Regions from separate parts of the Mus musculus genome. Here region 2 is linked to region 1. Evidence: chromatin loops called from intact Hi-C (ENCODE). Cell type or tissue: gastrocnemius. All regions are shown on one strand. Each heading gives the region's core, and the rest is flanking DNA. Links, peaks and the distances in the headings are about the cores only.

Region 1 (2,909 bases), core at 195-2,694:
AAGTGACTAGTAGTCCCAGACATTTACAGGTGGCCCTCAGGACTTCACACAAAGTCTGGGGGGGGGGGGGGGTCACACAGCAGGGTCCCAACCAAGATAGACCTCTGAAGTTCTTCTGTCTTCTACCTCAGCTGAGCCTGTCACTGAAGTCTCTCCCTCCTTGCTAAGCCCCTCCCCTCCACCCACTCGTTTGCATCCTCTGTACCCACCCAGGCTCCTAGAGGGGTCATTTACCCTCCAGAGACATCATCATATTCTGTAATATGATTGGAATCTGAATATATATTTAAAATGACAAGATGGAAATTAAAATTTAAATAAAGAATTACTTTTCTATAAGTTCTCTGAAAGCAGTAATTTAGCAGCAAATTGATAGAGAAAGGTAAGCGCTGGTCCTTTAAACCGTCGTGCGGGTTTCCGGCAGCCGAGCCAGAAGTGTCTCAATTTAACACATCATTGGTTAGTATTATTAGAAATTTCATCAGGCTCTGCAGTGCATTCTGGTGGGGCTCAGAAGGGGAGGCAGGGGCACAGGCCGGAGGCCAAGAGAGACCACCCTGGTTACAGAAGGTAAGGGGGTCACAGGAGACCCACCCCAGCACCAAGTGGGGCTTTAACTGTGCTTGTCTTGTTTGTGGCTCAAAGGCAATCAGAAATAAGATCTGAGGTACTCTTAGGTACCGTTAGCTCCTCGCACAGGATTGCAGGTCAACACATCTTCTAACGCAGTGACTCTCAACCCTCCAATGCTCAGAATCTTTAATACAGTTCCTCATGTTGTGGTGACCCCCACCATAACATGATTTTTGTTGCCACTTCATAACTGTCATTTTGCTAATGATATGAGTCCTAATGTAAATATCCGTGTTTTCCGATGGTCTTAGGCTACCCCAGTGAAAGGGCCATTCAACCTATGGGTTGAGAACTGCTGCTCTAACCCCTGGAAACCTAAGCCCAAAGCCAGAGTCTTCGACAGGGGCCTCACCAAGAAGTTGGCTCTCATGAATCACGTGAGCAAGGCCCCTAAATTTATCCCAGTCAAGATCCAACAGGCAGCTATAGCCACTAGAACCCCAGACTAGGCACAGCCCTAGGGACATAGACACGAAGACCACCATTGCTCCCCAAGGTAGGGCTAATTCAGCACCATTGTAGACTTGTTAAAGTTGCACATTTTGGTGATCCCTTACTCCAAAGCAACAGAATCAGAACTTCTAGGGCTATGGTCTATTTCTAGGAAACCTCCAGGACGTATCTCAATCACGTGCCTCGTGTTGGAGACCACTGTGGTGGTGGCAGCTGGACAGCTGAACCACTATACTCTGGAAAGAAAAGGCCTAACAGTCTGGAAACTTACTCATGGGCTGAATCTAAAAGCACCCAGGCACCAAAAGTTCTCACACCCATACATGGCCTCCACCAGGAGCACACCATTCCTTTAACTAAGACTTGCCTTCCTCAGGTATGTGATTTTGCTAACAATAGGAATCACAAGATAAATATCTGGAAAGTGGGTGCACTCTGTCTTCAGTCCTCACCACTTTCTACGTGGGGACCCGAGCATCGGGAAAGTCCTATACGTCTTTCAGGACAGGCACACTTAGAAGGAAAGAAAAAGTAAACCATTTGCCAAGAAAGGCTGTCCCCACTGTGCTCAGCCACGGAGCTGACACCTGCTGTCCTGTAATTGATTCCCCAGAGCAACCCAAGGGCTGGTGGTCAGAGATGCCTGAATCCTACTCAGTCTGCCACCTACAGGAACCAGTCCCTGCTGTTCTCAGAGAAGCAAGGGGAGTGATAACTACCAGGTATAAAAACAAAAGTAAAATGGCAATTTTCACCTCTCCCAAACTCATGAGCTTCCAAATCCATGGGTTTCTGCCACCTCTCTATGTAGTGAGTGTGCAGACTCAGAGCTGTGAACCTCCCAGGGTGACTCATACTTCAGACCTACTCTTATTAGCAAGGCCGGTCAAATTATTCTGCCCTGACTGTTAGCAGAGCTACCAAGCAAGGTTTTCAGAGGAAGGGTGCCTAAAATGAGCAGGGCAGTCAGAAAACGTGGCTCTGTCAACAGTGGAGCCCAAGCCAGCGAAATGTGTATCACCACCTGCAGTAATAGCTAGGAGCTAAAGGCGTGGGCCCACCAGATGTGTCTTTCCAGGTTGGGTGGTTACTTCAGGGAGTCCTGAGGAGAGAACAGGGCTGCAGATCAAGGTCAGAGTGTTGCAAGTTCACTGCTGGCATTTTCTTCCCCATGACTTCTCAGCTTTTCATCCAAGGCCACTTTACTCCCACCACCCATCTGGGGCAGCTCCAAGGAAGGCTGCATGCACTTGTTTTTGTAGTTACAGGGTAACAGCCCCTTCTGTGTTTATGCTGCCCCAAATCCTCTGTGAAATGCTGGAGGATGCTGACAACACGGGATGTGTTTGCCAAGAGCAACACACAAGTGACTTTCAGTCTCTTGTAGTTTACAATATACACAGTAAAGTGTATATCTCGGATTTTTTTTCTTTTTCTTTTCTTTCTCTATATCTAGTTTGTTTGTTTATTTGTTGTTAGTAGCTTAATAGTATTTTCTAATATCTCACAAATTGTGTGTAGGGACGCAGAAAGACTGGTTGAGACCATTCTTCGGTATCTATGTTTATGCCAGTCACCAGGTAGTACTCATTGATTCCATGTCTGGCCTAAAGGGCAGAAGCTGTGAGTGGTTCTAAAACAAAGAGCTAGAGGGAGGGGAGATAGCTCAGTCAGTCAAGTGCTTGCTGGTCAAGTTTGAAGATCTGAGTTCAGTTTAAGGAAATTAAAAGCAGGGAGGGTAGAACATCTCACTCCTGCAATCCCAGCAGTGAAGACTCGGATACTGAGGGGTCCCTGGGGCTGGCTGATCTGCTGACCAGCCA
Region 2 (2,909 bases), core at 255-2,754, 61 kb before region 1:
AATGGGAGGATTCACAGACTTGCTCAAACTCTGAGACTGGAGTATTTGAAAACTCATTACTGGACCCAGAGCAGGGGCCGAACATAAGCAGCTGGTGGTTGCCACCTCCCTGTGGCAAGGCAGAGCTACTCTTTGCTTAAACCACCCTCCTGTGTTCTGTGCTGACAGGTCCGGGCTCTGGTTCCCTGTGAGAAGCTGCCACGGCCCACCGAGATGTCCAGGCACCACAGCCGCTTCGAAAGAGATTACCGCATAGGCTGGGACCGCCGTGAGTGGAGCGTCAATGGGACCCACGGGGCCACCAGCGTCTGCAGCGTCACCTCCGGTGCTGGTGGCAGCACAGCCAGCAGTCTCAGCGCAAGACCGGGCCTCCTACCACTGCCTGTGGTACCCTCCCGGCTGCCCACACCCGCCACGGCTCCTGCTCCCTGCACGACCGGCAGCAGTGAAGCTATCACCAGTCTTGTGGTCAGCTCGGCCTCCGCAGCCACCACCAAGGTAAGACCCGCTATCCTTTCTGGGAAGGGACCAGGCAACAGCCCAGGCCCAGGCTAGCACAGAGGCCTTATCCCCTGGTTTTTGTTCCCAGAGCCATGACCTCCATAAAGTGCATTGCAGTTGGTTCTGAAGGTTAAAATGGCTCTTTTTACCAGACAGGCTCTGTCTGTAACCAACTTGGAGGAAGACAAGCAGATGCCAACGCTACACGTGTGCTGATTAAAAGCTACTGCTTGAGTGAGGAAGGGGTATTGCCAAGTTGGCAATGCTCACTTCCCTAAATAGGAAAACTAAAATCATATAAGTAACCCGGGGGGGGGGGGGGTCCTCAGTGGCTGGAGTTTGCAGCCATACTAGCCACACAGGGACAAGTGCCCATTACAGTGCCATCACCACGGTGGATTTTCTCATGTCTACAGTCCCCGCGAGCCTCACCACAAGCTTGTAAGGTCAGTGCATACATGCCTGCCTCATTGCTGAGAGTCCCCAGACATACTAGTTATAGGAGCTGCTGTGAGGACCTAGAACTCATCCCAGCAATGACTGCAGGGGATTAGCTCCCCTGATGAGTCTGCTTTTTCTTCCTTCCTTCCTTCCTTCCTTCCTTCCTTCCTTCCTTCCTTCCTTCCTCCCTCCCTCCCTCCCTCCCTCCTTCTCTCTCTCTCTCTCTCTCTCTCTCTCTCTCTTTCTTTCTTTCTTTTTAAGAGATGATTCCTCCAGAATGGAGGCAGAAGCCAGTCTGTATAAAATGGAATGTGGAAACTAATGTCCCCAAGGCCCTTAGCTGGCTTTGGGCTGAACTAAAGGACTCTGGAGCCCCCTCTTGCAGGTTGTACAAACCCCTTCAGGCAGACTGAGCCACAGAGGGGCAGCTGGTGGCCAAGGCAAGCAACATGGTCATCTCTTCCTTCCCCCTCAGCCAAGCAGAGGCTCTGCAGGCTGCCTTTTTGCCTCTGCCAGCCATTCAGAAGCACTTCCCAGGAGCTGCATGTGTGCGCGTGTATGAGTGTGTATGTGTGTGCTGCACGTGTGTGTGCACGCTTTTCTTTGCCTGCTTTCATAAAGGTTGCAGGAGAAGCCCCGGGCTGGCCATTGTGAGGTAGCTGCGGTGGTGGACGATGCTCTCCAGGTACTCTGCGCCTTTGTCTCTACGATTTTCAAAACCCCCCTTTCAGCCCTGCTTCCCATTAATAACAGCACTGCTGGCCGCAGAGCCCAGCGGAGACCCGAGACAATGGAGCTATTGGAGACCAGCTTGCAGCACACTGACGTCTTGCTGCAGTGTCTTATTGATTTTATTTTCCTGTTATGAAAACACCACCCCAGCAAGGCAGGCAAGGAAGTAACACTAGACAGGAGCAGATATGGATGATTATTCAGGCACACTTCCCCAGGCCAGCCAGATACATTCCTGTCCTGGGCACCAGGCCCTGGCCACTCTGAATTGGTGACCTCTATCCAGGACAGCCTGCTTGCCAGCCCTGCTGGCCACATCTGGCAGCCAGCTGTTCGCCATCTGGAGAAGGGTGGCCTCTGGTGCCAACAGCCAGGGCTCCAGGTGAGAGAGAGGTTCTGCAGGTCCATTTGATGGCTTCCATCCCTTCAGGGTGAGAGCCTTATAGCCAGTATTGAGCTGCTTCTGAGAATATAACCTAGGCTTCTGCCAGGTAAAAGACGGTGCCCATTGCTCTCTGAAGGGATGCCCTGCCTCTGCCCTAGACACATGGAACCTGGTTTGCTCCAAAATAGCTCAGTAATTTCCTAGCCCTTCTCTCTAGCCAGACTCCAAACCACAGCCACATGAGAGGAAGAGAACAAGCCGCAGACAGAAAACCACAACTGGGAAGGACTGAGCGAGGGGCCAACCAGTAGTGGGAGAAAGGACAAGAGTTCGGGCCTGCTAGGAAGGTCAGTTCCCATGGCATGTGACAGCAGAGACTGGGTGTCGTCTCCACTGTGAGCATCTCAGCCCAGTTTCATACCTGAGGCTTCAGGTAGGGTCTACTTAGGGTCTGCGTTCTTTGGGTTGCTAGAGAAGTGTGTGCAGAGAATGGGTCGGACAGTAGCAGGGTAGCTGCCCATGGTGGTTTCTAGTGAGGGCACTGGGCGTCGACATAAGCTAGCTGTTCTCAATCTGTGGGCCGCTACTTTCACAGGGGTCACATATCAGACATTCTGTATATCAGATATTTATATTATGATTCATAACAGCAGCTAAATTATAGTTATGAGGCAGCAATGAAAATAATTTTGTGGTTGGAGTTACCACAACACAGAGGACTGTATTAAAGGGTCGCAGCATTGGGAAGGTTGAGAGCCACTGTTGACGGCAGTAGTGCCCCCTGTTGCTCTGGCCTTGCTGCTGCTAGCCCAGATACCTGTCCTCTAGCCTGTGTGTCTACCTCTATGCC

What was found. Hi-C counts contacts between places; a loop is a spot of excess contacts. Peaks named below come from ENCODE experiments on the same cell type or tissue, not always from the same donor. Only the 100,000 strongest peaks of a DNase experiment are listed, where the experiment ranks them.
Region 2: it touches region 1 in a loop (2.1-fold over the local background); 3 of 42 quality-filtered maps call a loop at or near these places.

What each region holds. Positions count from the first base shown.
Region 1 is chr12:5,146,869-5,149,777 of GRCm38, reverse strand. The region is part of intron 3 of Klhl29 (kelch-like 29); the gene reads left to right. Among named protein-coding and RNA genes, the nearest start is that of Gm51980, 130 kb to the left of the region's middle. In gastrocnemius, for the core only: a CTCF peak has its summit at 1,748 (motif pointing left); no DNase peak of the experiment used is centred there; H3K27ac peaks cover 566 bases.
Region 2 is chr12:5,207,521-5,210,429 of GRCm38, reverse strand. It overlaps Klhl29 (kelch-like 29), which reads left to right. Exons shown (of 14, transcript NM_001164493.1): 3 at 169-498. The coding sequence starts at 214. Among named protein-coding and RNA genes, the nearest start is that of Gm51980, 73 kb to the left of the region's middle. In gastrocnemius, for the core only: no CTCF peak of the experiment used is centred there; a DNase peak (open chromatin) is centred at 1,441; H3K27ac peaks cover 1,516 bases.